Regions from separate parts of the Homo sapiens genome. Here region 1 is linked to region 2. A link is an interaction called in ENCODE POLR2A ChIA-PET data of the cell type or tissue named here. Cell type or tissue: GM12878. All regions are shown on one strand. Each heading gives the region's core, and the rest is flanking DNA. Links, peaks and the distances in the headings are about the cores only.

Region 1 (15,835 bases), core at 4,036-9,035, 160 kb after region 2:
TGAGGGCTGTGGGCAGAGGAGAGACGAGATCTGACTTAGGTGCTCACGGGCGCCCTCTGGCTGCTGTTCAGAGAACAGTTGTGGGATTCACAGGGAAAACAAAACCCAGTTACTAAATTCTCCCAGGTCCAGGTATTGGCTGGGATCTGTAAACCAGAGACCCCCTGGCACTTTAAAAGGAAAATCAAGGCTGGGCGCAGAGGTTCACGCCCATAATCCCAGCACTTTGGGAGGCCGAGGCGGGTAGATCACCTGAGGTCAAGAGTTCGAGACCAGCCTGGCCAACATGGAGAAACTCCATCACTATTTCCAAAACTTTCTCATCTTCCCAAATTGAAACTCCATCTCCATGAAACACTCACTCCCCACCCCCCTCCCCAGCCCCTGGCACTCCCCATCCTACGTTCTGTCTCTGTGAATCTGATGACTCTAGGGATCTCCTAGGAGTGGAGTCACACAAGATTTGTTCTTTTGTGTCTGGCTTCTCTCACTGAGTGTGATGTCCTCAAGGTTCATCAATGTCATCGCCTGTATCAGAATTTCCTTCCTTTTTAAGGCTGAGTAATATTCCATTTTATGCATAGATCACATTTTGCTCATCCATTCGTCTGATGAAACACTTGTGTTGTTTTTGGCTTTTGCCTATCGTGAATCATGCTGCTATGAATGTGAGTGTACAAGTATCTCTTTGAGACTCTGCTTTCTATCAAATTTTGTTTGATTTTAATTAATTTAATGTAAACAGCCACCCATGGCTAGTGACTGCCATATTGGACAGAGTGGCTCTGCAGAATGGAAAGAGAATAGAAGAGAATGAATTTTTTTCTTTCTTCAGTGTGATTGAATTCTCTGTCTGGGCCAACGAATGGCAGGCATCTCATGAGTCAATGACAGTTATAAGTGTCCCACACTAGAACCAATTGTCCAGGGCAGACACATCCCAAGAGCCAGGGCGACCATGGAAAAGCCCCTGCCTAGGATGAGGTCCCATGGTCCTGCTGCTTTCTTCTGCCCAAGGGCAGGTGGTCTGGATCCAACAGGCTTGGGGACAAGAGCCACCATGTCCTTAGCCACCCCTTTCTGGCTGTTGCTGCACAGCCCTGCTTACAAGAGACCCAAGGCAGCCACACCTCACCCCATGGCCATGGGCCTCATGAAGGTGGTGCCCAGGGAGATCGGGTGGGAGATCTGGGACTCCTTGGATTGCACCTGTGCTGTAGAAGAGCCTTGAAGGAAATGTTTAAATGGAGGTGTATCCATTAGCTATTGCTGTGTAACAAAGTACCCACAAACCTAGCAGCTTCAAGCAACACATTTATTATCTCACAGTTCCCATGGATTGGGAATCTGAGCATGGCTTAGCTGGGGCCCCTGCATTAGGGTTTCTTACAAGGTTACAGTTTTGGTGTCAACCAGGACTATGGTCTCATCAGAGGCTCGACTGGGGAAGGATCCATTTCTAAGCCTTCTCGGGTTGCTAGCAGGATTCATTTCCTTGTGGCTGCAGGATTGAGGTGCCTGGCTTCTTGCCATTGGCTGAATTCTGCTCTCAGCTTCAAGAGGCTGCCCACAGTTCCTTGCAATGTGGTCCCCACCCTGGGCTGTTCACAATGTGACCATGTGCCAGTAAGAGAGAAAAAGAGTAGTGAGATTGCTAGCCAGATAGAGTCTTATGTAAGGTAATATAATCATGGAAGCAACATTCTGTCACCTGTGCTATATACTGTTGATGAGAAACAAGTCACAGGTCATGCCCACACTCAAGAGTAGGGAATTATGCACAGGATGTGAACACCAGAAGGCAGGAATCATGGGAGCCACTTTAGGATCTGTCTGCCACAGGAGATAAAGAGAGCAAGAGTTTTCAATGGCTCTGGGCCCCAAGGGGTTTCTGGGAGACAGGGAAGGAAGAAAAGGAGGGGGGAAGGAGGAGCTGAGAGTAAGAGAGATTGGGAATTGGGAGGAAGGGAAAAAGAAAGACATTAAATTCCATCTATATCTGTGGTGCCCCACTTTTGCCCAGCCTTGTACCCAGAAAAGTACCAGCCCTGGATTTTTCTATGTCTAGCACAGATACTCCCAGCCTAGTCTGACATTTGCTGTGATAAGGGAGGTTGGAAAAGGTTCCTGATCCAATGTGGGGTTGGGAAAGGTATCCTGGAGGAGGCACTTTCTGTGCTGATCCCCAAGTTTGAGACAGAGCCAATGGGTGAGAAGGGGGAGTGGGTTCTTGCTGGAGAGACCAGCAAGAACAAAGGCCCAGAAGCATGAAGCAGAGATGTATGTTCACACCAGGAGAGCAGAGTGATAATACAAGAGGGTGGAGGAATGGGTCATTACTTTGCCTCTTAGGGAGGTGATGTTGTACCCATTGTACAGATGGGAAGACTGAGGCTCAGAGAGGTGAAACCACTTTCTCCAGGCCACAGGGCTAAGAAGCGGAGCAGCCTCATTCGTAAAATGGATGTTTGAGGTCCTCATTAGATCTCACATCCTGGCTCTGAGGCCTCCTTTGTGACTCGGGATCAAAAACAAGAATAATAATAATAGCAGCAGTATTTGTTGATCACTTTCTATGTGCTAAGTGCTCTTGTAAATGCTGTACTTCAGAAGTCAGCCAGGGACAAATACAGTCCAACACCTGTTTTTAATTTTTTTTTTTGAGACGGAGTCTCACTGTGTCACCCAGGCTGGAGTGCAGTGGTGCAATCTCAGCTCGCTGCCAGCTCCGCCTCCTGGGTTCACACCACTCTCCTGACTCAGCCTCCTGAGTAGCTGGGACCACAGGCACCTGCCACCATGCCCGACTAATTTTTTGTATTTTTAGTAGAGACGGGGTTTCACTGCGTCAGCCAGGATGGTCTCGATCTCCTGACCTCGTGATCCATCCACCTCGGCCTCCCGAAGTGCTGGGATTACAGGCGTGAGCCACTGCGCCCGGACAACTTTTTTAATAGTTGAAAAAATAAAATAATATTGTGGTGCTGAACACAGTGGCTCATGCCTGTAGTCATGTCAGTGTTTAGGGAGGTGAGGCGGGAGGATTGCTTGAGGCCAGGAGTTAGACACCAGCCTGAGCAACATAGCAAAACCCCATTTCCACCAAAAATTTAAAAATTACCTGGGTGTAGTGGTGTGAGCCTGTGGTCCCAGCTACTCAGGAAGCTGAGGGGAGAGGATCCCTTGAGCCCAGGAGTTCGAGGCTACAGTGAGCTATGATGGCACCACTGCGCTCCAGCCTGGGTGACAGAGCGAGACCCCGTCTCTAAAAAAAAGAAAATAGTAAACATAAAATAAAATAAAATAAAAACTTGTCTTTTGGGACACATGAAAATATGAAATTCCAATGTCAGCATCAACAAATAAAGTTTTACTGGCATGCAACCATGCTCATTTGCTCAGCTATCATCTATGACTGCTTTTACACGACTGGCAGAGTTGACTTTCTGGCCAAAACTTTTGACTTTCTGGCCCCTTACAGAAAAAGCTTGCCAGCCCCTGCTGTCATGTGTTCACTCTTTGCAACAGCCCCATGAGTTAGATGCTGTGTCTTCCTTCATTTATACAGATGGGGAAACTGAGGCATACAAGCTGAAGTGGCTCAGCTAAGGTTATAGTGGATAAGTGATCAAGCGGGGATTTGAACACAGGTCTGTTGGACTCCCCATAAGGTGCTCTCACTGCTGTGTCATGCCTTCTTGCCCAGCCCTTGGTGCTTAAGGCTGGGAGTGCCTGAGTCTAGCTCTTTCTCTCCCTAGCCTAGGATCCCTCCAGAGGGCTGGGCTCTGCACTGAGCCTTAGCAGAATCCCAGCATCCTTGGACCCGGGGAGGTGCGCCAGTCAGCAAAGTGCCCAAAGCAAGCTCCAGAATCCACCTTGCCCCCTCCTCCAGGGCCCATCCGGGAAGGCAGCCAGTTAAGCGCAAATCAATTAAACAAACTCCATGCTGCCTGCCGCCCTCATATTCTGACCTCAGCCAAGAGGCTCGCATTCCAGCCTGGCGGACTTGGGTCCAAGCAAATGCACTTGTGGGAGGATCTGAGAAGGGGCTGCAGGATCAGGAATCCATACAAAGAACTCCAGCCTGGCCCCCTGGGAGCCTGTGATACTTAGTTTGTATAATCTGATCCCCCTTGGGGAACATGGTGGGGAGGTACTGTGTGAGCAAACGCGGGGAGGGGGGAACCTGTGGAAACAAGAGCCTGTTCTGCAGAAGATGAGCTGCTCAGTGTGACGGAGAGTGCAAGGGAACAGTGAGAAAGAAGCCTATAATTTGCTCATTGTATGTGTCAATCAAGCGATAGAGGTTGCTGTTTCTTCGTTGCATGCTATCTGAGAGATTTGACACCTGAAAAGGAAGTATCAAAATGCAGGCTCTCCCTGCTGGACTCAAACCTACAGCCGTCTTGTAAGGGCCTGAAGACAGAGCAGAGACACTAAGAAAAGGGGGCTTCTGGATCCAGCCATTCCTGAAGTCCATATACCCCTGGACTTTTCACTTTACAACCTGACATTTATGTATATGGTGTCTGCATGGTAATTAATAGTGGTCTTGTCAAATATTTCTTGATCTTTACCTTCTGAAACATAGAAGACTAGATTATTCTTCAGCAAATTTCATTCAACCTCTTCCCAAAGTTTACGGGAGAAATGCCCTTCCCTGACCCACTGAGGCCATCCCAGCTACGTGACTTGCTTTGGTCAAGGCAATGTGAGGGAATGTGACAGTGTGCCAATTCTGCACTTAGGTCTTCAGAGTCACTGCATGTTTCTACATGACCTCTCCTGCTCCAACCTTTAGCCCTGGGTCAAAAATGCCTTGAAAAGCCACTAAGCCAAGGAAGATAAAAAAACACATGGACCCGGCCTGACCCAATTCACAGGGTAGAACTGAGCCCAGCTGATCTGCAGATGTGAGAAGGAGAAATAAATGCTGGTCAGGCACAGTGGCTCACACTTGCAGTCCTAGCACTTTGAGGGGCCAAGGTGAGAGGACTGCTTGAGGCCAGGAGTTTGAGACCAACCTGGGAAACACAGTGAGACCTTGTCTCTACAAGAAGATAAAAAATTAGCCAAGTGTGGTGGCACATGGCTGTAGTCCCAGGTACTTGGAAGGCCAAGGCAGGAGGATCATTTGAGCCTGGGAGATGAGGCTGCAGTGAGCTATGATGGCACCACTGCACTCCAGCCTGGGCAATGTAGCAAGACCCTGTCTCTACACACACACACACACACACAAATTTTTTTTTTGAGACAGAGTCTCGTTCTGTCGCCCAGTCTGGAGTACAGCTGCACAATCTCAGCTCATTGCAACCTCCACCTCCCGGGTTCAAGTGATTCTCCTGCCTCAGCCTCCTGAGTAGCTGGGATTACAGACACGTACTACCACGCCTGGCTAATTTTTGTATTTTGAGTAGAGACGGGGTTTCACCATGTTGATCAGGCTGGTCTCGAACTCCTGACCTCGTGATCTGCCTTCCTTGGCCTCCCAAAGTGCTGGGATTACAGGCGTGAGCCACCGTGCCTGGCCTATACAAAATTTTTAAAAATTAGCTGGGCATGGAGGTGTGCACCTCTGGTCCTAACTACTTGGGAGGCTGAAGCGGGAGGATCACTTGAGGCCGGGAGTTCGAGGCTGCAGTGAGCTATGATCACACCACTGCACTCCAGCCTGGGGGAACAGAGTAAGACCCTGTCTCTGGAAAAGAAAAAAAGAAGTGCTTAGGGTTGTATGTCAAAGAGATTTGGTGGATGTCATAGCTACGGCTATTACATGAGCACAGTTTGGGATTGAACTTCCTGGCTTCTGCAATGGGTTGGATTGAGTGGGAATGTAGGATGGGTTCTAGACAACATGGTGAAACCCTGTCTCTACTCAAAATACAACAATTAGCTGCTAATGAAATACCCTCCAGAACCCTGTTTTCTTCTGCCACAGAAATCAACAAGTTCCAGGCAGTGACTGCTCCATCAGCCAGGGTCCTGGAGGGAAGTGATAATCTTCAAGTCCCTGGCCCAAAAGGTCACAATTGCATATACAATGTGAGTGAGAAATAAACTTTGGATGTTCTTAGCCTCTGAGGCATAGGGGCTGTTTGATTACTGCAGCAAAACCAAGCCTATCCTAACAGATACAACAGGAATGGAGGCTTTTGATACCACAGAAAAAGGTGGCAGACAGTGGCATAGATCCTAGGCAAAAAGGAAGACTCCAGACCCTAACTGGTAACATTTATCAAGTCCTTGCTGTGGTCCAGGTGCTCTGCACAGCGCTTCTTTTGAGAGTTTACATGCTTACATTGAATTTGCACACTCATGCTATGGGGTAAGAGCTGATTTTTTTTTGAGACGGAATCTTACTCTGTTGCCCAGGCTGGAGTGCAGTGGCGCGATCTCAGCTCACTACAACCTCTGCCTCCTGGGTTAAAGCGATTTTCCTGCCTCAGCCTCCCGAGCAGCTGGGATTACAAGTGTGCACCACCACGCCTGGCTAATTTTTCTTATTTTTAGTACGAACGGGGTTTCACCATATTGGTCACGCTGGTCTCGAACTCCCGACCTTAGGTGATCCACCTGCCTTGGCCTCCCAAAGTGCTGGGATTACAGGCGTGTGCCACCATGCCCGGCCCCAAGAGCTGATATGGTCTCCATTCTACCAGCCAGGAAACTAGGCTCAGGGAGGGACATAATTCACTCAAGGTCACATAGCAGGGAATAGGTATAGCTGGAATTTCCTGCCAGACCTGTCTGATTGCAGAGTCTGCCTTTGCCCACAATCCACCTTCCTCCTGGCCATGATACGACGTTCCAAGGGTCTGCAGCCACATGGTTTATCATCTCCACCAACGGGACTTGAGACCACAAGAGAAACCACAAACCTCAAGCCCTAAAGCTTCTCAAACTCACCTGTTGGGATTTAAATCTTTCAAGGAGACCTAGTAGCTCCCCAGAGTAGCCTCATAGAGCCACCATCCCCATGCTTCCAGTTCCTTCTATGATCTCACCATTATTACATGGGGGAAGATTTCTCTCTCTCTTTTTTTTTTTTTTAAGAGACAAGGTCTTGCTCTGTCACCCAGGCTGGAGTAGTACAACGGCACGATCATAGCTCACTGAAGCCTCGAACTCCCAATCTCAAGTGATCCTCCTGCCTCAGCTTCCTGGGTCGCTGGGACTGCAGATGTGCACCACCATACCTGGCTAATTTTCTTTTTTTTTTTTTTTTTTTTTTTTTTAGACAGAGTCTCACTCTGTCGCCCAGGCTGGAGTGCAGTGGCGCAATCTCGACTCACTGCAAGCTCCACCTCCTGGGTTCACGCCATTCTCCTGCCTCAGCCTCCCAAGTAGCTGGGACTACAGGCGCCCGCCACCACACCAGCTAATTTTTTGTATTTTATATTTTTAATAGAGACAGGGTTTCACCGTGTTAGCCAGGATGGTCTCGATCTCCTGACCTCGTGATCCGCCCACCTCAGCCTCCCAAAGTGCTGGGATTATATTTATTTATGTATTTATTTATTTTTGAGATGGAGTCTTGCTCTGTCGCCCAGGCTGGAGTGCAGTGGCGCAATCTCGGCTCACTGCAAGTTCTGCCTCCCGGGTTCACACCATTCTCCAGCTTCAGCCTCCCGAGTAGCTGGGATCACAGGTGTGCACCACCACACCCAGCTAATTTTTGTATTTTCACGGAGATGAGGTTTCACCGTGTTGGCCAGGCTTATCTCAAACTCCTGACCTCAGGTGATCTGCCTGCCTCCGCCTCCCAAAGTGCTGGGATTACAGGCATGAGCCACCACGCCCGGCCTACCTGGCTAATGTTTAAATTTTTTGCAGAGATGTGTTCTGCCGGGAAAAAAAAAAAAGACACACCTTTACGTTGCCCAGGCTGGTTTCAAACTCCTGACCTGAAGTCATCCTTCCACTCAGCTTCCCAAAGTGCTGGGATTATAGGCACGAGCCGCTGTGTACTTGCCATCGTGGGGGGATTTTATATCCCAGACACCCAGAACTGCCCCTTAGCTTCTGTTTTTTTTTTTTGTTGTTGTTTTTTTTTTTTAGACACAGTCTTGCCCTGCACGTCAGGCTGGAGTGCAGTGGTGCCACCTCGGCTCACTGCAACCTCTGCTTCCCCGGTTCAAGCAATTCTCCTGCCTCAGCCTCCCAAGTAGCTGGGATCACAGGTGTGCACCACCACACCCAGCTAATTTTTGTATTTTCACAGAGATGAGGTTTCACCGTGTTGGCCAGGCTTGTCTCAAACTCCTGACCTCAGGTGATCTGCCTGCCTCCGCCTCCCAAAGTGTTGGGATTACAGGCGTGAGCCACTGCGCCCAGCCTGAAAGCATCATCTTTTCTTTTTTCCTTCCATAGCATTTCTCACCTTCTAACACACCCTGCCACATACCTACTTGTCACTGTATTCCACGGGCTCTGAGATGCCGTCAAATATAAGATGCACCTTTGGGTCAGGCACGGTGACTCACGCCTGTAATCCCAGCACTTTGGGAGGCCAAGGTGGGTGGATCACCTGAGGTTGGGAGTTCGAGACCAGCCTGACCAACATGGAGAAACCCCGTCTCTACTAAAACTACAAAATTAGCCGGGCATGGTGGCGCATGCCTGTAATCCCAGCTACTCGGGAGGTTGAGGCAGGAGAATTGCTTGAACCCGGGAGGCGGAGCTTGCAGTGAGCCGAGATTGCGCCACTGCACTCCAGCCTGGGCGACAGAGTGAGATTCTGTCTCAGAAAAAAAAAAAAAAAAACCATAAAAAATTTAAAAAACGTTTTCAATTGCTATCTCATTTCATCATCACCATCATCACGTTGTACAGATGGGGAAACTGAGGCCCCCAAAGGGACAGAGGGTTTTTCAAAGCCACCGATCAAGTCTGAAATCGACTCCCCTGTCCTGAGGTTTGTCTCCGCCCTGCAGCCTCCATCCCCCAGTTCCAAATCAGGGCACCCCGGACATTCCAGGACTGGCTTCACCCTGACATCGAGCTCTGGCCGAGCTCCCTCGTTTGGTGAAAATCTAATCACGCCAGCCTGAATGCTGACATCGAAATGACTGCCGAGCCCTTGACTCGGGGTAATTAGGAGCATTTTGGGATGCCTTGCTTGATTAAAAGCAGATCACCCGTTCAGAATGAAAATTCAGGAGGCAGATTGCTTTTGTTGTTGCCACGATGCTATTTTAAACCCACGCAGCTCTCCAGCTAATAAAGACCCGTCAATCGGCTGTCGGGGTGTTCAGGACGAACTGTCTGCAGGGTTCCCCCACTGCTGTTTACCACAGCACCACAGCCCAGAGGGACCCCTGTCAGGACATCAGAGCCAGCAGGGTGCAGGTTGACCTCAGTGTCACTCCCAAACCTCTCAGGGTTACTCCCCGTGTCTGCCTGGTCCCTGAACCAGAAAGTCAGATGTCGACCTGGTCTCTTCTCGCCCTCATCCCCTCCCCAGATCCTATCCCACCTGTCCCCAGGACCCCCTCCTGCCCGGATTCCAGTTCCTGGCTCCTCCCTGGCCTCTAGCCTCCCATCCGTCCTCCCCAGAAAGCTCCTTTTTTTTTTTTTTTTGAGACAGGGTCTCGTTCTGTCACCCATGCTGGAGTGCAGTGGCAAGATCTTGACTCACTGCAGCCTCGACCTCCTGGGCTCAGGTGATCCTCACACCTCAGCCTCCAGAGTAGCTGGGACCATAGGTGCATGTGCCACCATGCCTCATTTTTGTACCTTTTTGTATAGACAGGGTTTCACTATGTTGCCCAGGCTGGTCTCGAACTCCTGGGCTCAAGTGAGCCTCCTGCCTCAGCCTCCCAAAGTGCTGGGATTACAGGTGTGAGCCATCGCACCCAGCCCCAAGAAGGCTCCTTCTAAGGTTTGCTCAGCCTCCCTGTGCTTTGACTTCACCCAATGAACCACTTCTTATTCTTCCAGACTCAGTCACCTCCTCTGACCTCCAGGCTGGCCCAGAGACCCCCTCTTTTCTCTAATCACCCAGGTCGGAACCACCCTTTCCTGGGTCCGCCTCCTGCCTGGACTGTGAGCCATGTGTGGATGGGGTCAGGTCTGTGGTGCTCACTGATGGTTCTCCAGAGCCCAGCACAGGTTCGGGCACCAGGAAAGGGAGGTAAATATTGATGAATGTGGGTCCGGGCATGGTGGCTCACGCCTGTAATCCCAGCACTTTGGGAGGCCGAGGCGGGCAGATCACTTGAGGTCAGGAGTTCAAGACCAGCCTGGCCAATATAGCGAAACCCCATCTCTACTAAAAACACAAAAATTAGCCAGGCTTGGTGGCATGCACCTGTAATCCCAGCTACTCGGGAGGCTGAGACAGGAGAATCACTTGAGCCCAGGAGGCGGAGGTTGCACTGAGCTGAGATCGCGCCACTGCACTCCAGCCTGGGCAACAGAGACTCCAGTAAAAAAAATAAATAAATAAAAATAAAAATACTGATGAATGAAGGAATGAATGCATGCATGCATTGGGGTGGGAGGTACTAGGAACACCCTGGATCTCAAGGTATCGGGACCTCAAATGGCCCATCTCTCTGCCCTGAAGCACCCCCTTCTGCCAGTCTAGGTCCTGACCTGCACCCCAGCCAGGGGGAGGGACAGAGGCCTCCCTCAGAGACTCAGCCTTCAGCTCATGATTTCCCCAGCAGAGGAAGGGACAGGACAGCCCCTTAGCCTGACCCCTTCCCCACCCCAACCCCCAAAGACACCAATATGTCCACATCACATAGATGCAGGCATTCTGTCCGACCCCAGGAACAGATAATCCAATGCCGGGGAGAGGATGGGGGTGGGCTCCAGGGCTGGGCTCCCTGTTTTTCAGGGGCCAGTGGCTGGGCATGGAGTTGGACGACAGAGAAGGCCCTGGAGGCCAAGGGAAAGGATTCCAGCAGAAGATGCGGGGGAGGGCTGCAGTGGGAAGTCTGTCCTGTAGTCTAACCTTGGGCCGGGGAGTGATGTAACACAGCGGTTCTCCTTGTGGGTGATTCTGCCCCCCAAGGGACACTTGACCATGTCTGGGGGTATTTGTGCTTGTCACCTCTCCGTAGCGGGGGTGTGCTGCTGGTATCCAATGGGTGGAGGCCAGCGATGCTGTGGCACAACCTAAAACGCACAGGACACTCCCCACCTCAGAGAGTAACACAGCCCCAGATATCAGCCATGCCATCCGGGCGCGGTGGCTCACGCCTGTAATCCCAACACTTTGGGTGGCTGAGGTGGGAGGATGGCTTGAGCCCAGGAGTTTGCGACCAGCCTAGGCAACATGGTGAAACCACATCTCTACAAAAGGAAAAAAGTACAAAAAATTAGCTGGGTGTGGTGGTGCATGCCTGTGGTCCCAGCTACTCGGGAGGCTGAGGCAGGAGAATCGCTTGAACCCAGGAGGCGGAGGTTGCAGTGAGCTGAGATCATGCCACTGTACTCCAGCCTGGGCCACAGAGTGAGCCTCCATCTCAAAAAGAAAAAAGGCCGAAGGGGAGAGCATCTAATGTCAGCTAACACTTAGGGACACCCACTCTGGCCCAGGCTTTTCTGGGGGCTGCTTGACCACCCTAACTTCCCGTGAGGTGTGCATGAACATCATTCCATTTCCAGATGTGGAAAACCGAGGCCCACAGCAGCAAAGCCACAGCCCCAAGGTCGCACGGTGTGTTTGAAGGTCAGCCACACGGGGGCAAGGAATTTTGTTTCTGGCTAATTCACTGCTGGGTCCTTGGGGTCCTAGAATCAGGCCTGGCACATAGCAGGTGCTCAGGAAACACTGAATGAATGAATGAATGAATGAATGAATGAATGAATAGCAGAGCTGGGATTCAGACCCAAGCTGGTGGATGCCAGAGCCCCCCACTCGCAGCCCTGGGCTCGGAGGGGGGGACTTCTGCTGCCCTTTATGTCCCTGCAACCCCCTGGACTGCTGAGCCCCACGGGCCAGGCGCTGTCAGGATCCTGGAGGCCGCAGCTGATGTTTAAAGTCCCTATTGTGGTTCCTGAAAAAGGAGCAGGTGTTGGCAGCTTGGCTTCGCCAAGGAGGCCCTGCGGCCGGCGCCTTTGTCCCTTGAGCTGGTAAAATCCTCTGCTCGGCCGCTCCATTCAACCCACTCAATTCCACGTTCCACTTTCACCCCCGTCCACATTCTTCGCCTGCAAATCCCCCATTCTGAGCGGCTGGGCCCAAAAGGCGGGCGTCTTTGTTCGTCTTTTCTTGTCCTCCTCTGCCCGTTAATCTAATCGCTTCCTCTCTGAGATGCGGGAGGAAGGAGAAGGGAGGGAGGAAAATAAACAAATACTGAGGGTAAAAGAAAAGATTCGCCGAGGTTTCCATTGAAGGGGATTTCGCCTGCCACTTTGAGATATTGACAAAGGCTGGTGGGGGGCGAGGGGAGGCTTGCGGCGGGGAAGTCGGGCACTGGGCGGGTGGACCTGGCTCCCGGCGCTGCATTGAGATATTCAGAAAAACAAATTCATCTGGCCTGTCTTCCTGACAGTTTGACTGCCAGACACTGGTAAGTCCAGGCCAGGGGAGACAGCTGTCAACCATCCCGAGCTGAAGAGTTTGGGAAGGAAGGCAGAGACCAACGGGGCCCATTCCCCTCTCTCTCCCCGATTTGCTGTGTGACCTTGAGGGACATGCCTGCTGTCTCTGTGCCTTGTCACTAAGAAGCGGCCCTTTATGTCCCCACTTTGGAGGGATGGAGGATTCAGGGGTGCTCAGAGAGTGAAAGGTGTTTGCACAAGTTTACCCAATGCTGCCGAAGCAAACTCCTGGTTTAGGGCCCCTTCCCAGGACGAGGGAGGAGGGGAGAGGGCTAGAGGCTGGTCAGAGGGTCCAGATGGAGCTCAAAAGCCGTCAACCCAATGTCATCCCACAGGGATTCCCAGGTGACTGAGGGACCCTCTTCTGTCTGAGTCCTCGGCCTTTTCTGTATACTAATAATCTTGTTTTTCTTTTTCTTTTTTGAGATGGAGTCTCCCTCTGTCACCCAGGCTGAAGTGCAGTGGTGTGATCTCGGCTCACTGCAACCTCTGTCTCCTGGGTTCCAGCGATTCTCCTGCCTCAGCCTCCTGAGTAACTGGGCTTACAGGCACCTGCCACCACGCCTGGCTAATTTTTGTATTTTTAGTAGAGACAGGTTTTTGCCATGTTGGCCAGGCTGGTCTCAAATGCCTGGCCTCAAGTGATTTGCCTGCCTCGGACTCCCAAAGTGCTGGTGCTGGGATTACAGGCGTGAGCCACCACGTCCGGCCAAGACGCTATTTCTTTAAAAAAAAAAAAAAAATCAGCAGGTGTTGTGGTGTGTGCCTGTGGTACCAGTTACTCAGGAGGCTGAGGTGGGAGGATCACTTGAGCCTGGGAGGTCAAGACTGCAGTGAGCCATGATCGTGCTACTGCACTCCAGCCTAGGCAACAGAGTGAGACCTTGTCTCTATTTAAAAAAAAAAAAAATAGATGATGGCCAGGCACAGTAGCTCACTCCTGTAATACCAGCACTTTGGGAGGCCGAGGAGGGCTGATCTCTTGAGATCAGGAGTTTGAGACCAGCCTGGCCAACATAGTACAACCCCGTCTCTACTAAAACTACAAAAAAATTAGCCGGGCGTGGTGCCACACACCTGTAATCCCAGCTACTCAGGAGGCTGAGGCAGGAGAACAGCTTGAACCCCAGAGGCAGAGGTTGCAGTGAGCCGAGATCGCGCCACTGCACTCCAGCCTGGACAACAGGGCGAGACTCCATCTCAGAAAAAAAAAGAAAAAGAAAAAGGCCGGGTGCAGCAGCTGACGCCTGTAATCCCAGCACTTTGGGAGGCCGAGGTGGGCAGATCACCTGAGGTCAGGAGTTTGAGACCAGCCTGGCCAACATGGTGAAACCCCATCTCTACTAAAAATACAAAACTTAGCTGGGCGTGGTAGGGGGGTGGGCGTCTATAATCCCAGCTACTTGGGAGGCTGAGGCAGGAGAATCACTTGAACCCAGGAGGCAGAGGTTGCAGTAAGCCGAAATCACGCCATTGCACTCCAGCCTGGGCGACAAGAGCAAGACTCGGACTTAAAAAAAAAAAAAAATGCATGAAAAGCCCAAGGTTTGGTGCATAAAGAGATGGCAGAAATCAAAGTCTCAGAGATTTCGTGCAAAACTTGCCCCCAAAGGATCCTGCAATCCCACCCCTAGGCTTTTATTTTCTTTGATGATACACGTGCCTGTGTCCCTGGGTGGGGAATCTTGCTATTGTTAGGAAATGAAACGCCACCGCCTGAGCTTGATTGCGTTCTTCCCACCCCCGCTGCCCAGGATCCACTCACAATGGGGGACGGGGGACGTGGGGGGCACGGAAGCCCCAACACGGGAGGTGGAATTAATCACAGCACCATACATGGGAGGTGCCTCAATTGTTGCAATCTATGTAATGAGAGAAAAACAAAAATGACTGCTTCCCTGAGGAATTAGAGGGAGGCGTTTTCCATTAGGGTTTTGTTGATGAAAAAGGACACGATTAGAGAAAATCCTGTTGTTGGCAGGGCCCTGGTCCCGGGTTCGAGCCAGAGAGGGGCACTCCAAGGAAACGGTGTCTGGGGCCGGGAGCAGGGCTCACGCCTATAATTCCAGCACTTTGGGGGGCCGAGACGGGCGGATCACAAGGTTAGGAGTTTGAGAACAGCCTGGCCAACATAGTGAAATGCTGTCTCTACCAAAAATACAAAAATTAGCCAGGCGTGGTGGCGGGCGCCTGTAGTCCCAGCTACTCGAGAGGTTGAGGCAGGAGAATCTCTTGAACCTGGGAGGCAGAGGTTGCAGTGAGCTGAGATCGCGCCACTGCACTCCAGCCTGGGTGACAGAGCAAGACTCTGCCTCAAAAATAAATAAATACAAAAATACAAAAATTAGCTGGGCACGGTGGCTCACACCTGTAATCCCAGCACTTTGGGAGGTGGAGGCAGGCGGATCACTTGAGGTCAGGAGTTTGAGACTAGCCTGGCCAACATGGCGAAACCCCATCTCTACTGAAAATATAAAAATTAGTAGGGTGTGCTGGCACACACCTGTAATCCCAGCTACTCAGGAGGCTGAGTAGAATTGCTTGAACATGGGAGGTGGAGGTTGCAGTGAGCCAAGGTTGCGCCATTGCACTCCACCCTGGGTGACAGAGCGAGACTCTGTCTCCAATAAATAAATAAATAAAATAAAATAAGCAAACCCTTGCTGTTGTGGAAGAAGATGGAGCCAGGATCAAACAGGCTGAAAAATAGGGTGATAGAGCTGTCTGGGAGGTGCACAGGGCAAGAGGGATCATAGAAGGCTTCCTGGAGGAGGCGGCTCTGCAAAGACAGCGGAAGGAAGAGTTAGAAGAAGGAGCCAAGAGAAGAGATGTGGGGGAATGTTTTAAGCAGAGGTGGCAGCCTGGAGGTGAAACTGTGTGTGACTCCCTCAGGCAATCGGGGGGTACAGGAGAGAGGCTGGGAGACCAGGGAGGAGATCTGGGGTGGGAGTGGGGGACTAGCATTGGGGCAGAACTGGGAGGGGACAGATGGGAGGGAGGGCCTGGAGGTAGAGCAGGCAGGATGTGGGGACAGACAGGCTGTGATGGAGAGGGGAGAAGCTGGACAGAAGCCAGTGTCCAGGTCTCCAGTTCAGGGATGGGGGCCCAGTGGGACCACCGCTGAGATGGGGACCTAAGAGAAAGAGCCAGCTGAGGGGAGAGGCCGAGGCCAGGGTGGCCACTGAGGGTGGAAGTCCTGAAGGATGTTCAGGGGGGAACCCCAGGGTGATGGCTGGGCTCGCAGGAGGGACACTGAGCTACAGTCAGAGCTCTAGCATCC
Region 2 (15,835 bases), core at 5,180-10,179:
ATCAGGGGCTTCAGATGAACCTCAAACCTCTGACCCTTGGATCATTCAGAACGTGGTTGCTGGAAAGCAACACCCACATGGCGTCATTCAGATTTGGGACTGAGGACAGTTCCCACCAACTGAATATCTACCATGATGCATTTAGCGAGCACCTACTATGCACTAGGCCCAGTGCAGGCCACAAAGTGAAACAACTGATGCTTCACAAAGACCTTGTGTGGGAAGCTTTTGCCCATGCTGTTCCATCTGCCTAGAACACACTTCCCTCCCCTCACTGCCCAGTTAACTCCTTCTCTACCTTCACTTCTTAGATCAGCCACCGCCACCTCCTCCAGGAAGCCTTCCCTGACTTTTCCTCCCATCACTCACGCCCAGAGCCTCCCATTCTCTATTCCCCTCCCTTATCAATCTCCAGCAATTTCCATATTTTATTGCAAAAGTAGAAATAAAAAACCCTGCCACTTAAATTGGTCTGAATTTTCTTTTCATGGAGAATTTTTATTTGAAAAGGGTTTTTTTTTTTTTTTTTTTTTTTTTTTTTTGAGACAGAGTCTCACTCCATCACCCAGGCTGGAATGCAGTGACACAATCATGGCTCACCACAGCCTTGACCTCCTGGCCTCAAGCAATTCTCTTGCCTCAGCCTCCCGAGTAGCTGTGGCCACAGGTGTACACCATCATACTTGGCTAATTTTTAAAATTTTTTTCAGAGATGGGGTCTTGCTATGTTGCCCTGCCTGATCTGGAACTCCAGGCCCCAAGCGATCCTCCCACCTCAGCCTCCTGAGTAGCTGGGACAATAGGCAAATGCCATCACACCTGGCTAGTTTTTTGCAGAGATGGCGTCTTGCTATGTTGCCCCACCTGATCTGGAACTCCTGGACCCAAGCAATCCTCCCATTTCAGCCTTCTGAGGAGCTCGGAACACAGGCACACGCCATCACACCTAGCTAATTTTTTTTTTAACTTTTTGCAGAGATGGGGTCTTGCTATGCTGCCCTGCCTGATCTGGAACTCCTGGCCCCAAGCGATCCTCCCACCTCAGCCTCCTGCGTAGCTGGGACCACAGCTGTACGCCATTACACCTAGTTAATTTTTTAAAAAATTTGCACAGATCTGGGGCCGGGGTGGGGGGTGGTCCTATCTTATCCTGCCTAGTCTAGAGCTCCTGGCCTCAAGCGATCCCTCCCACCTCAGCCTCCTCAGTAGCTGGGGCCACAGGCACACACCATCACACCTGGCTAATTTTTAAAATTTTCTGTAGAGACAGGGTCTTGCTATACTACCCCACCTGATGTGGAACTCCTGGCCCCAAGCAATCCTCCAGCCTCGGCCTCCCAAAGTGCTGGGATTACAGATTAGCCACTGTGAGAAAGGGCTTTTTAATACTCTTTTGGACACAGGTTTTGAACACTTTTCTTTCCTGAACTACATACGTAAATGGAAAATGTAAGTCAAATAAATGGTTCATGTTTCCTGAAAAGTCCTGTGTCCCGAGTCCAGCTCTCCTGAATGCCTCTTGCCCCAGATTTGCTGATTGGGTTTTTTTTTCTTTCTTTCTTTTTTCTTTTGAGACGGAGTCTCGCTCTGTCACCGAGGCTGGAGTGTGGTGCTGTGATCTTGGCTCACCGCAACCTCGGCCTCCCGGGTTCAAGCAATTCTCCTGCCTGAGCCTTCCAAGTAGTTGGGACCACAGACTCACGCCACCACGCCCGGCTAATTTTTTTATTTTTAGTAGAGAAGAGTTTTCACCATGTTGGCCAGGCCGGTCTCCAACTCCTGACCTCAACTGATCCACCCGCCTTGGCCTCCCAAAGTGCTGGGATTACAGGCATGAGCCACCGCGCCTGGCCTAATTTTCGTATTTTTAATGGAGGCGGGGTTTCACCAGGTTGGCCAGGCTGGTCTCGAACTCCTGAGCTCAGGTGATCCACCTGCCTCAGTCTCCCAAAGTGCTGGGATTACAGGCATGAGCCACCACACCCGGCTGTGATTTGGGGTTCTGGCACCCGGCTGTGATTTGGGGTTCTGCACACATAGCACTGTTGCTTGCACTCCCAGGCACCGGGGACCTGGCTTCTCCCACGGGCGGCTGCCCCACTGCCCCGGGATTTTCCTCCTAGCCACGCTGAGACGTCTGTTCTGAGGGATCCACGAAGGATACCAACTATAGCTGGGGCTCCTGCTCACCCTCCCATGGCCCAAACATCAGGGTTTGTCAACTCACACTTTGAGGGCTGGAGTGGCCATGGCGGGACATTAGGAAGAACCACTCTACCCAAAACAATGCCTCATGCATAGCAGGCACTGAGAAAATATTACTTGGGTAAACAAATAAATAGCTGAGCCTGGCCAGGCGCAGTGGCTCATGCCTATAATCTCGGCACTTTGGGAGGGAGAGGTGGGTGGATTACTTGAGGTCAAGAGTTCGAGACCAGCCCGGCCAACATGGGGAAACCCCATCTCTAGTAAAAATACAAAAATTAGCCAGGCGTGGTGGCACGCGCCTGTAATCCCAACTACTCGGGAGGCTGAGGCAGGAGAATCACTTGAACCTGGGAGGTGGAGGTTGCAGTGAGTCGAGATTGTGCCACTGCACCCCAGACTGGGAGACAGAGCAAGACTGTCTCAAAAACAAAAAACACAAAACATTGCACAGGAAATGAGCAATCAGAGAGGTTGGGCAATGGCCGCAAAATCACACAGCTAGGAAAGAGGTGACGGCAGGATTTGAATCCAGGACTAACAGAATCCTAGATTTTCCACTGGTCCAGGTGGCTACTGACAGCACAAATTTTCCTAAAATAGGACAGGGCAGGGCAGGGCCCAAGCAAACATCTCAAATAAGAGAACCCAAACTCACATAGATCTTTAAAGTAAGAGGGTGGGGTGTGTGGCCCACCTAGAAATTAGTAAGGGGCCAGGTGCAGTGGTTCATGCCTGTAATCCCAGCACTGAGGCTGAGACAGGTGGATCACCTGCACTCAGGAGTTCGGGACCACCCTGGCCAACATGGTGAAACCCCGTCTCCATTAAAAATATGAAAATTAGGCCAGGCGCAGTGGCTCACGCCTGCAATCCCAGCACGTTGGGATGCCGAGGCGGGCGGACCATGAGGTCAGGAGATCGAGACCATCCTGCTTCACACGGTGAAACCCCGTCTCTACTAAAAATACAAAAAATTAGCTGGGCATGGTGGCAGGTGCCTGTAGTCCCAGCTACTCAGGAGGCTGAGGCAGGAGAGTGACGTGAACCTAGGAGGTGGAGGTTGCAGTGAGCCGAGATCACGCCACTGCACTCCAGCCTAGGCAACAGAGCGAGACTCCGTCTCCAAAAAAAAAAAAAATGAAAATTAGCCAAGTGTGGTGGCGCTTGCCTGTAGTCCCAGCTACTCTAGAGGCTGAGGCAGGAAAATCGCTTGAACCCAGGAGGCGGAGGTTGCAGTGAGCAAGATTGTGCCACTGCATTCCAGCCTGGGCAACAAGGTGAGACTGTCTCAAAAAAAAAAAAAAGAAGAAGAAGAAATGATGGAATGATGACCGTGAAATGCTGCGAGACGGAATGAGGACAGGACAGAACAGGCTGCACCCCAGCTAGGTCCAACAGCAAGGCAGTCTGGCCATGCTGTGTGACCCTGGGCAGGTGACTCGACTCTCTAGGCCTCAGTTTCCTCATCTGTAAAATGGGTATAAAAGTCTCTTCCTCCCCTCACATGGCTGCTGTGAAGACTGAATCGAAAGGCACACAGAGCTGTTCACACCACCTGAGAAGCAGCTGATAGACTGCAGATATTATCTTGGTGGTGGTTGTTATTATTTGTTTTTATTTTGAAAGACAGGGTCTCGCTCTGTCACCCAGACTGGAGTACAATGGTGAGATCACAGCTCACTGCAGCCTCAAACTCCTGGGCTCAAGTGATCCTCCCGTCTCAACCTCCCAAAGTGCTGGGATTACAGGCATGAGCCATTGGGCCCAGCTGATGTTATTTTTAAAAAAGTTTTTCCTGGCCTAGGCTGTCAGGGTGTCTAGCACCCTATTCCCCTTGAATTGCTAAGTGAGAGGCCCACACTGCAATCTCTTGATCTGTTTGTATTCTCCATTTAACAGACAGTGAGTCCCTGGAGGGCAAGGGCCTGGCCTGCCCTCCCCTCCATATTTGTCCCTGAAATTCTGAGTTCTGGAAACTTCTAATGGAAGGATCGAAGAGAAAGCATCAGCTCAGCCTGGCCACTAACCCCAGACATGGAAAGAAAAAAAGGAGGGATACTCTACCTTCAAAAGCCATCCCAAGGCCGGGCGCAGTGGCTCACATCTGGGATCCCAGCACTTTGGGAAGCCAAGGTGGGCAGATCACCCGAGGTCAGGAGCTCGAGACCAGCCTGACCAACATGGCAAAACCCATCACTACTAAAAATTAAAAAATTAGCCATGCGTGGTGGTGTGCGCCTGTAGTTCCAGCTACTTGGGAGGCTGAGGTAGAAGGATCACTTGAGCCCAGGAGGTGGAGGTTGCAGTGAGCTAAGATTGCACTGCACCACTGCAGTCCAGCCTGGACGACAGAGCCAGACCTTGTCTTTTTTTTTTTTTTTTTTTTAAAAAGCTATCCCAAATCCACTTGCTTCTTCTCCCCACCACCCACCTTTGCCTTCACCTGGTCCATCCCTGGCATCAACCATGAGTATCTGAGTCAGGTCCTGTCCCTCCTCTGCCCACAGCCCTCCATAGCTCCCACCTCTCTAGGGCTCAAAGCCCAGGGTTCTCCCTGCAGCCCACAAGACCCTACATGACCTATTGCCTCCTCTCCCCTCCCCATCACTCACTGGGCTCCAGCCACACAGGCCTCCTCGCTGTTCCTCCAACACGCCAGGCGTGGTCCTGCCCCGGGGCCTTGGCACACGCTGTGCCGTCTGCCTGGAATGCTCTTCCCCCACGTTATCTGCTTGGTTCCTCCTCACCTCCATCAGGGCTTTGCTCAAACATCACCTCCTCAATGAAGCCGTCCCTACAGCCCCATTAAAAATGACAACCCTCATGCCTCCCTCCCGAGTCCCCTTTGTTCCTTTACTGCTTTCTCTGATCACCCCTGACGTGCTATATATCGTATTTTGCCTATCATCTCTCTCCCTGATCCACAAAGCCATCCCCTTTATTGCTTCAGGGTCCCGGCACAGAGCCTGGTGGACAGGAGGCATCTGAGAAATCCCCCCAGATGATGGAAAGCGCAAAATCGGAGGCAGTGGCTGCGGCCAAAGCAGCCGCTGAGACCCCGGAGGCTGACGGCGGAAGCCTCCACGCCTACTCCAGCCGGGGCCTTCCTGTCCCTGTTGGCAAGCCAGGCCCCTGCCCTCTGCCATCCGGCGGCTCAACACCTGTTGTGACACAGCAGGAAGCAGGGGCGGCAGCCAGTGCCCGTGGCCTTGGCTGGACAGGTCCCTCCGGCAGGTTTAATCCCTGCCCCAGTGGGAGAGGGGGTACACGGACCTTGAAGCCAAACACACAGGCTGACACAAGCACCATCCACTTGGCTTATCCGGCTCCCGGGAAGTGGCCAGTGTAGGGACAAGCCTGATAAACATCTAGCAAATAAATGGATTTTTTCTTTTTTAATTGAGACGGAGTTCGCTCTGTCCCCCAGGCTGGAGTGCAGTGGTGTGATCTTGGCTCACTGCAAACTCTGCCTCAAACGATTCTCCTGCCTCAGCCTCCCAAGTAGCTGGGATTACAGGTGCACGCCACCATGCTGGGCTCTCATTTTTGTATCTTTTTAGTAAAGATGGGGTTTCGCCATGTTGATCAGGCTGGTCTTGAACTCCTGACCTCAGGCGATCTGCTCACCTCAGCCTCCCAAAGTGCTGGGATTACAGGCGTGAGCCACCACGTCCGGCCTGGATTTCTTTACAATCGTCACACTGTCCTCATGCTGAGCCCAGCCCTGATTTGAGGGCTTCACCCTATGAACTCACTAGATCCTCCCAAGGGAGCCTGGATGGTTGAGGTTATCATTATCCTCATTTTCCAGATGAGGAAACTGAGGCCCAGAGAGGTGGAGTCATTGCTACTAAGGGACAGAGCCATCTGGCCCTAGAATCTGGTTTTGGCCACTAATCAACACAGTCTCAACGAATGAGAAGAATAAAACAAGGGCCCGGTGCTGGCTCATGCCTGTAATCCCAGCACTGTGGGAGGCTGAGGCAGGAGGACCACTTCAGCCCAGGAGTTCGAGACCAGCCTGGACAACATAACAAGACCTTGTCTCTACAAAAAATTAAACAACAACAAAAAAATTAGCCAGGCATGGTGGTGTGCACCTATAGTCCCAGCTGCTCAGGGGGCTGAGGCAGGAGGGTCAACTGAGCCTGGGAGGTTGAGGCTGCAGTGAGCTATGATCATGCCACTGTACTCCAGCCTGGGCAACAGAGCAAGACCCTGTCTCAACAAAGAAAAATAAAAAGAATAAATCAAGGTAACAGGGAAATGTGAGTCACGTCTACGGAGCATTCCGACCTGGGGAAAAGGGCAGCTATGCTTCATCTCCCTGATGTCTCCCGACCCAGTGACATGGGCCCATTTTAGGGATGAGGAAAACTGAGTCCCTCAAGGGGGAAGCGATTTCCTGAAGGATCTACCGCCTAGAAGTGGCAGGCTCAGAGCTAATGCTAAATTCACTAAACCCTGACCCAGATCGACTACAGGGTCATTTTGTAGAGGCCTCAGTGCTGTAAGGAGTTTGGCTCGTGCCTCGTGAGTACCCACTGTGTGCCAGGCCCAGAGTGGAGAAGCCTCAGATGTCTCATTTCCAGACAGGTAAACTGAGACTGAGAAGTTCAGCTATTTGCCCAAGCCCTGAGATGTCCCCATTTTACAAACAGGTAAACTGAGGCTCAGAGAAAGAACCATTTATCCAAGCGCCAAAATTGTCTCCATTTCCAGATGGGTAAACTGAGGCTGGGAAGTTCAGCTATTTGCCCAAGCCCTGAGATGTCCTCATTTTACAAACAGGTAAACCGAGGCTTGGAGAAATAGAACCATTTATCCAAGCCCCAAAACTGTCTTCATTTCCACATAGGTAAGCTGAGGCTGAGTTCAGCTATTTGCCCAAACCCTGAGATGTCCCCATTTCACAAATAAACTGAGGCTCAGAGAAATTTAACCATTTATCCAAACCCTGAAATTGTCCCCATTTCCATTTGGGTAAACTGAGGCTCAGAGAGGTTTCAACAGTTGCCAGAGGTCACACAGCCGGCAAGAGGCAGCACTGAGCCTCAAATCTGAGGTTTCCTGACCTGACAGGGAACTGCAGGCCCCACGGTCCCCGCCTGAGCTGGCGTGAGCCTTTAGCGGAAGCCCTCCCCAGCTCTGCACAGCAGACACCCTCGCGGCCGTGCCTTGCTGGAGTATCCACAGTGACACACAGCCCTGTTGGTGGCTGGGCTTTTTCAGGCTTAAAAGGGAGGTAATATCACCTAACACCAGCTATATTTTTAAAAACCCCACAGCACTCAGGAGGCTGGCCCGTCAGCGCAGCACCACGTCCGTGGGCAGGCAGAGGCCCCGGAACTCGAGGACGTGGCTATTTTAAAGGGGCTATTTCTGGAGGCTGAGGTGAGAATGCGGGGGTGGGAGGAAGAAGCAGCCGCGGGGACCGACTCGAGCCCGCCCCGACTGGCCGACTCCCGGGTTGGGGGTGGTTAAAAGCAAGAACGTGGAAGCCACCTGCTCCCCGCAAGCACTGCCTCCAGCCCGCAGAAAGACCTCAGGCGGCCGGGCGCGGTGCTCATGCCTGTCATCCCAGCACTTTAGGAGGCTGAGGCGGGCGGATCACCTGAGGCAGGGAGTTCGAGACCAGCCTGACCAACATGGTGAAACCCTGCCTCTACTAAAAATACAAAATTAGCCGGGCATGGTGGCGCACGCCTATAATCCCAGCTATTCGAGAGGCTGAGGCAGGAGAATCGCTTGAACCCGGGAGGTGGAGGTTGCAGTGAGCCAAGATCGTACCATTGCACTCAAGCCTGGGCAACAAGAGCAAAACTCCGTCTCAAAAAAAAAAAAAAAAAAAAAGAAGAAGAAGAAGAAGAAAAAGAAAAAACAGACCTCATGCATTTCAGAGCCTCATTTCTTCCCCTGGGAAGAGCTGCTTAGGCAAAATGTATGCCTGGAGCCCTACTGTGTGCAGATGCTGCCATGGACATGGTAGAGGAGGAGAGAAGCAGATAATGAGTATGAAGCATTCGAGGCTGGGAGAGGTGGCTCACGCCTCTAATCCTGGCACTTTGGGAGGCCGAGGAGGGCAGATCATTTGAGGTCAGGAGTTTGAGACCAGCCTGACCAACATGGCAAAACCCCATTTCTACTAAAAATACAGAAAAATTAGCTGGGCATGGTGGCACATGCCTGTAATCCCAGCTACTCAGGAGGCTGAGGCAGGAGAATTGCTTCAATCCGGGAGGCAGAGGTTGCATGAACCAAGATCACACCACTGCACTCCCGCCTGGGTGACAGAGTGAAACTCCGTCTCAAAAAAACAAACAAAAAAGCATTCAACAGAGAAATGGTGGCAAGGGCTTTGAGTCAAAGAGAGCAGAAGGGGGAAGACAGGAAACTAGGTGGTGGGGCAGGCTGCAAGTTTAAATAGGGTGATCGGGGAGGCCTCATTTAAAAGTGACCTGAGACGTGAAGGAAGTCAGGGAGGTTGCTGTTTGGGGAAAAGCATTCCAGGCAGAGGGCACAGACTGTGCAAAGGCCCTGGGGCGGGACCATGCCTGGTGTATTGGAGGAACAGCGAGGAGGCCCGTGTGGCTGGAACAGAGTGAGGACGGGGAGAGAGGAAGGAGGGGACGGCAGGGAAGGGATGGAGCAGGTTGTGCAAGGCCTGGTGGGCTACAGGGAGGACTTGGGGTTTTCCCCCAAGAGGTGAGAGCCATAGAGGGCTATAGGCAGAGGAGGGATGGGACCTGACTCAAGAACTGAAAGATGTCATTGTGGGAAGACAGACTGTGGGAATGAGGGCTGGGGTCACACCAGAGCAGAGGTGACCGTGTTGGTCCAGGTGATGATGGGAGCTGGACCAGGTGGAGGCAGAGGATAGAACAAAAATGAAAAAATGAAGGCCACGTGCAGTGGCTCATGCCTGTAATACCAGCACTTTGGGAGGCCAAGGTGGGTGGAATGCTTAAGCTCAGAAGTTCAAAACCAGCCTGGCCAACATGGTGAAACCCCATCTCTACAAAAAATACAAAAATCAGCCAGCATGGTGGCACGTGCCTGTCATTCCAGCTACTCGGGAGGCTGAGGCAGGAGAATCGCTTGAACCTGAGACAGAGGCTGTGGTGAGCCAAGATTATGCCACTGCACTCCAGCCTGGGAGACAGAGCGAAACCCTGCCTCAAAAAAAAAAAAAAAAAAAAAAAAAGAAAGAAAAAAAGGGAAAGCAAGCTGGCCTGTGTACAGTACTCAGCGCACAGTCCGGCACACAGCAAGTGCTCAGCATACATTGGCTTGTATTATTTTTAGGGTCTTAGGCTCTGTACTCTGAACCTGAAACCCGCTTCCCCTGGCAGGACCCAGGAGAAGACAGTGACCCCTGTGCCTGGGAGCATTTTGTGTATGGAAGGGGACACAGTTTTCACTCTCATGTCCCTATTGGCCTGTCCCAGGCTGGCGGCAGCTGATCAGACCAGGGCCAGATCTGATGGTTGCAATGGAGGAGGAGAGGAGAAGGAGGTAGTGACCCATGGGTTAAAGGGGGGAGGCCCCCAGGTGTGTCAGGATGCAGCCCTGCCACAAAGCGTGGGGTCAGCCCAATCCTAACTCAACTCTACTTGCTGTGTGACCCTGCACAAGTCACATCCCCTCTCTGAGCCTCGGTTTCCTTATCTGCGAAAGTGGGGCAGTGGTTGCAGGCTTCTCACAGGGCTGTGCAGATTCAACAGGACCACGAGGCACTCAGCTAGAGGTGGGATCCGTGTCAGCACCCATCATGCTTGGTCGTTCACCATCATCCCCATCCTCACACTGTTTGCAAAACTTCGAGTCTGGGGTCTCTGGAGCACAGGGGCAAGAAGAGCCACATCCCCAGGAGAGCCACATCCCCAGAAGGTGTCCCAAGGTTCATGTTCTGCCACCGTTTGGATCCAGTTGAATTGCAAATGCCAGAAAAAGCACAAATAAGGAATGATTTCTCTTTTCACCTAAGGGAAGCTGCCAGGTTGGCCATTCAGGGTTATTTTCCCCTCCCCGACAATCACTGGGGCCCAGGCCCCTTCCACCTCTTTGATCCCCCATTCTTATCTATGACACCTGCCTCATGGTCCAAAATGGCTGCCTGAGCACCTGCCATCATCTCCATATTCCAGCTGACAGGTAGAGAGGAGCATGTGCCACTTCTCTTGAAAGGCATTTCCAGAAAATCCTGCTTATTTACGCCATGGGTCAGCATTGAATCATATGGCACAGACAGCTGCAAGGTGCACTGAGAAATGTTTTCTTTCCCCCAGGTGGCCATGTGCCCAGATAAAAATTGTAAAGTTCAACTGCTACGGAGTCGGGGGATATGATGGGATATTGGGAGATCCCGCCACAATATCTCATGTGGGCCATGGGGCCAGGTCTTGGGTCTCAAACCAGCGCATCTGAGACATTTTAACCTGGAAAGAGAAGAGAGACGTCATCGGGGCCGGCCCCCTGCCTCCACACCACGACGGTTTCACTCATTCCAACATCCACCTCCCAAAAGACTCCAAGGTCAGAAGCAGTGGCCACGACCCAAGCACAGGCTCTGCCCAAGGCGTCCCCAAGGACAGGCCCCCACCGGCAATCTGTGCTCCCCAAGCACTGGGGCTGAGCCACCAAGCACCCCCATTCAGCCTCCTTCCTGCCTGCCGAGGACACCGGCCAATTCATCTCCTTCTCCTCAGTAAACAACTGTCAGGGAAAATAAATAGTTTTTAATAGGCTCATTAATTGAATTCAGGAAGAAATCACCTTCTCCCCAGGCCATGGGGAAGCAACGCTCAGTTCAAGAAATTCAGGCCGAAGGCAGAAGGGGCTCAGCCTCCCAGAAAGTCCAGGAGATGCCCCAAACAGTTGTAGTCACATTCAATAACACTGGGACAGGCATGGTGGCTCATGCCTGTAATCCCAGCACCTGGGGAGGCTGGGGCAGGCAGATCACTTGAGGTCAGGAGTTCGAAACCAGCCTGGCCAACATGGTGAAACGCTGTCACTACCAAAAATACAAAAATTAGCCGTATGTGGTGACACACGCCTGTAATCCCAGCATCTCGGGAGGCTGAGGCAGGAGAATCGCTTGAACCCGGGAGGTGGGGGTTGCAGTGAGCCGAGATCGGGCCATTGCACTCCAGCCTGGGCGACAGAGTGAGACTCCATCTCAAGAAAACAAAACAAAATACTGACTCAACCAGCAAGGGGGTCATTCTGTGCTGGGCTTAAGGCTAAAAGCCTCAGGTGGGTGCTAGGATGTCTTAAACACCTCAGGGGTGCTCAGGCTTCAGCTTTCAGCCTGGAACAGACAGAGGCAAAAGCAGCAAGAATTTAATGCCCTTGTTTTGCTCTCACCACATTTATTTTTAAGGTTGTACCTTCAAGGACATACCAGGTTTCCGTTCACAAGAGCAAGACAAAGTTTTCTCTTTTACGTTTTAAAAGAGAATGGGTTTAAACAAAACGTGTCAAGTACTGGCTGGGCACGGTGGCTCGTGCCTGTAATCCCAGCGCTTTGCGAGGCTGAGGCGGGAGGATCGCCTGAGCCCAGGAGCTTGGGGCTGCAGTGAGCTATGATCGTGCCACTGCACTCCAGCCTGGGTGACAGAGTGAGATGCTGTCAAAAGAAAAAGAAAGAAAAAAAAAAGAAACGAAGAAAAGAAAGGAAGAGAAGAGAAAGAGAAAATGAGGGAGAAGGAAGGAGAAAGAAGGGAAGAGAAGGAAGGAAGGAGGGAGGGAGGGAGGGAGGATAGAAGTAAAGAAAGAACAAGAGAGAAAGAAAGAAAAAGGAAGGAAGGAAGGAAAGAAGGAATGAAGCAAGCAAGCTAGCTAGTCCTTAGGCGATGGGGCAGCAAAACACCAGATATAGAGTCCAAAGACCCTGCAGAGTGACCTCGGCACAGACCTAGAGAGTCACAACTGACCCTCCACACCTGCTGAGGGTTCTGTCCACATTGACGTGACTCAGTTTCCCCACTGAGGCTGAGGTGGTCCAAGGGTAGCCCCGCTCGCACTCCCAGCCCAGCTCCTGCCAGCGTGGCAGCCTGCCCTGCGACTCGGTCTGCGCAGGGCTTGCCGTAGGTGCCCGCCAATCTGCTCTCCGCACTGCAGTGGGCACACTCCAAGCGCAACTCAATACCCCGGACACAGCGACTCCCCAGCGCCCCCAAGCCCCATATGCAGGTCCTGCGACCTTGCTTCCAGAGGGCACTGATCATCAAGCTGTATTTTATGATATCTTAGCCAGTTTGGGGCTTACTCCAAGCGTGTTTAGCATAGATCCTTCCAATACCAAGACCCTTCTACCCAAGAGACAGCCTCACCCCCATTTTGCAGACGAGAAAACTGAGGCCCTGGAGGGTGAAACCACTGCCCCAGGGTCACACTGAACAAGCAGCTCAGACATGATTCAAACTTGCACCATTCAAATGCTAAACCCGATCCCCCAAAGATCCCCTGGCCCATTCCTGGTGAGCTCCTCAGTAACTTCTCCACCTGTCTGGCCAGACACACAGGGTGCCCAACATCCATCAGGCCTGGCTCAGTTCTTTTTGTTTTTAGAGACAGGGTCTCGCTCTGTTACCCAGAGTGCAATGGGGCATGATCATAGCTCACTGCAGCCTCAAACTCCTGGGCTCAAGCAATCCTCCCACCTCAGCCTCCTGAGTAGCTGGGATTACAGGTGCACACCACCACACCCGGCTAATTTTTTTACTTTTTATAGAGATGGGGTCTTCCTATGTTGCCCAGGTTGGACTCGATCTCCTAGCCTCAAGCAATCCTCCCATCTCAGCCTCCCAAAGTATTGGGATTACAGCCATGAGTCACCATGCCCGGGTACTGGTTGACTCTTAAAATCATCTGGCCCAACCACTGTACACTTTCTGGGGGTCCCCAGACCCTTTGGGCCTCTCACCTTCTCCTCAGGAGACAAGAAATCTCACAGACTGTTTTAGAGTTCCCTGACCTCCTGACACTGGTCCTCAGACCCCTGGCTTGAAGCCAATTACTCAGAGACATCACCCTCAAAGCCATTCCTTACCACTTCTTTTGTTTTTTTTTGTTTTTGTTTTGAGACAGAGTCTCACTCTATTGCCCAGGCTGGAGTGCAATGGCACAATCTTGGCTCACTGCAACCTCTGCCTCCCGGGTTCAAGCGATTCTCCTGACTTAACCTCCTGAGTAGCTGGGATTACTGGCACACACCACCACGGCCAGCTGTATTTTTAGTAGAGACTGGGTTTCACCATGTTGGCCAGGTTGGTCTCAAACTCCTGACCTCAGGTGATCCACCAGTCTCGGCCTCCCAAAGCGCTGGGATTACAGGCGTGCACCACCACAGCTGGCTGTATTTTTAGTAGAAAAGGGGTTTCACCATGTTGCTCAGGCTGGTCTCGAACTCCTGACCTCAGGTGATCCACCTGCCTCAGCCTCCCAAAGTGTTGGGATTATAGGCGTGAACCACCGCGCCCGGCCCTTACCACTTCTTGCCAGACACTACGGATATTCATCAGCTCAGAGAGGGTGAGCAAGTAGCTGAGAGCACACAGCATTTCCGCTGGGAACCCAGTCTCCTGGCCTCCCTGCCCAAGGGCAGAGTGAGCTGAGCTTTAATCCCAGCACTTTGGGAGGCTGAGACAGGTGGATCACCTGAGGACAGGAGTTCAAGACCAGCCTGGCCAACATGGTGAAACCCAGTCTCTACTAAAAATACAGCCAGCCATGGTGGTGCGTGCCAGTAATCCCAGCTACTCAGGAGGTTGAGGTCACTGTGGCTGCCTCTCCCTGCAACATCACCCACTCCGAGTACTCTCAGAGCAGGACCAGGGGGCTCTTGCTGTGAGCTGCCGAGGCAGGGCTTTCCCCATCATTACCTGCCTGATCAAGGTCATTAGACGTGGCAATGCTGGTACACGCAGGCCAGGCGGTAGCTCCCAGGAGCCAGACGGGCTGATCTGGAGGGGCGGGTGAGGTGTGGCGGAGCTTAGGTCCTAAAGGGGTTGCAGACAGAGCGATATCGTGAGGGAAAACAAAACGGGGTGCGGGAGGCAATGGCGGGGTAGGGGTGGCCTGGCCAGAAACAGAGCTCCCGGCAGAGCAAGGACAAAGGCCTGGAGGTGGAAACAGGAGAAGGATAGGTCTACATGGAGTGGAACGGACAAAGGGGAGGGGAAGAGGAGGAGAGATGAGGCCAGCGGCCCACAGAGAGGAGTCTGAGGGTGCCATCCAGAGAGGGAAAGTGACTTCCCCGAAGTCACACAGCTCGTAAGGGGCAAAAACACATCCTGGCCGATAACATCTTTGCTCCCAGCCACTGTGGGAAGTGGCCTCTGGCTACATCGTAGCTAACAATCCAGCTACAGAATTGCAGCCCCCAGTGCAAAATGAAACCGTGGGGTTTTCCTTGTTTAAAAATTATTAAGGCCGGGCACAGTGGCTCACGCCTGGAATCCTAGCACTTTGGGAGGCTGAGGCGGGCAGATCACGAGGTCAGGAGATCAAGACCATCCTGGCTAACACAGTGAAACTCTGTCTCTACTAAAAATACAAAAAATTAGCCGGGTGTAATAGTGGGCGCCTGTAGTCCCAGCTATTGGGGAAGCTGAGGCAGGAGAATGGCGTGAACCCGGGAGGTGGAGCTGGCAGTGAGCTGAGATCATGCCACTGCACTCCAGCCTGGGCAACAGAGCAACACTCCATCTCCTAAAAAAAAAAAAAAATTAAGAATTTCCAGGTCGGGCATGGTGGCTCACGCCTGGGATCCCAGCACTTTGAGAGGCCGAGGTGTGTGGATCACCTGATCTCAGGAGTTCAACACCAGTCTGGCCAACATGCTGAAACTCTGTCTCTACCAAAAATACAAAAACTAGCCGCCGAGCATGGTGGCACATGCCTATAATCCCAGCTACCTGGAAGGCTGAGGCAGAATCTCTTGACCCCAGGAGGTGGAAGTTGCCGTGAGCCGAGATCACGCCATTGCACTCCAGCCTGGGTGACAGAGCAAGACTCTGTCTCAAAAAAAAAAAAAAAAAAAATTATTAAGAATTTCCAGACGGCATCAACAGAGCATCCATCTAAATGCAGCCCCTTCTGATCGTGGGCCCCCGAGTGACTGCAGGGCCCCCGTGAAGCTGGGCCTGGGTGCAGCCTCCAGGAGTGTAGAAACGACATCCTGTCCAGAAACAACGCCTCTGTAAACCTGAGAAAGGGCTTGTCATTCCCAGTTCTCACCCTTCCTTTGTGCCTCAGTTTCCCCATCCGCAAGACAAGGGGACACCTGCCACCTCTCAGGGCAGTTCTGAGGAGGAAATGAGAAAACACAGGGCCAGGCACACTGGTACTGGTGGCGGAGCATTAGCGGCCCCCACCACGGGGGACTTTCCGCCCGCTTGGGTTAGTTCTCCTCTGTTGCAGCTGTTTGGAGAATGTGGGTTTGAGGTTCCAACCTCATCACCCCTAACGGTTCACGAAGCTGTGGGGAGAGAGGGTAGACTCATCCAGCTCCTCCTGTGCACCTTGGGCTCCTGGCCCCGTTATCAATGTGACACCACTGAATTCCCAGTGATGCAGCAGGCAAGACTCGTCCCCATTTCACAGATGAGAAAACTGAGGC

The links. ChIA-PET counts read pairs that join two places held together with the same protein. Peaks named below come from ENCODE experiments on the same cell type or tissue, not always from the same donor. Only the 100,000 strongest peaks of a DNase experiment are listed, where the experiment ranks them.
Region 1: POLR2A ChIA-PET joins it to region 2 with 6 read pairs; 2 of 35 experiments call an interaction of 5 or more read pairs at or near these places.

Annotation. Positions count from the first base shown.
Region 1 is chr19:5,480,677-5,496,511 of GRCh38, forward strand. It overlaps LOC124904622 (a long non-coding RNA gene), which reads right to left and starts at 6,967. Exons shown (of 2, transcript XR_007067106.1): 1 at 6,907-6,967; 2 at 1,302-1,601. In GM12878, for the core only: no CTCF peak of the experiment used is centred there; no DNase peak of the experiment used is centred there.
Region 2 is chr19:5,314,840-5,330,674 of GRCh38, forward strand. All of the region lies in intron 1 of PTPRS (protein tyrosine phosphatase receptor type S), which reads right to left. Among named protein-coding and RNA genes, the nearest start is that of PTPRS, 18 kb to the right of the region's middle. RefSeq lists enhancers at 4,851-5,352, 5,353-5,852, 7,376-7,645, 15,315-15,424, 15,525-15,604. In GM12878, for the core only: a CTCF peak has its summit at 7,241; a DNase peak (open chromatin) is centred at 7,472; H3K4me3 peaks cover 552 bases; H3K27ac peaks cover 939 bases.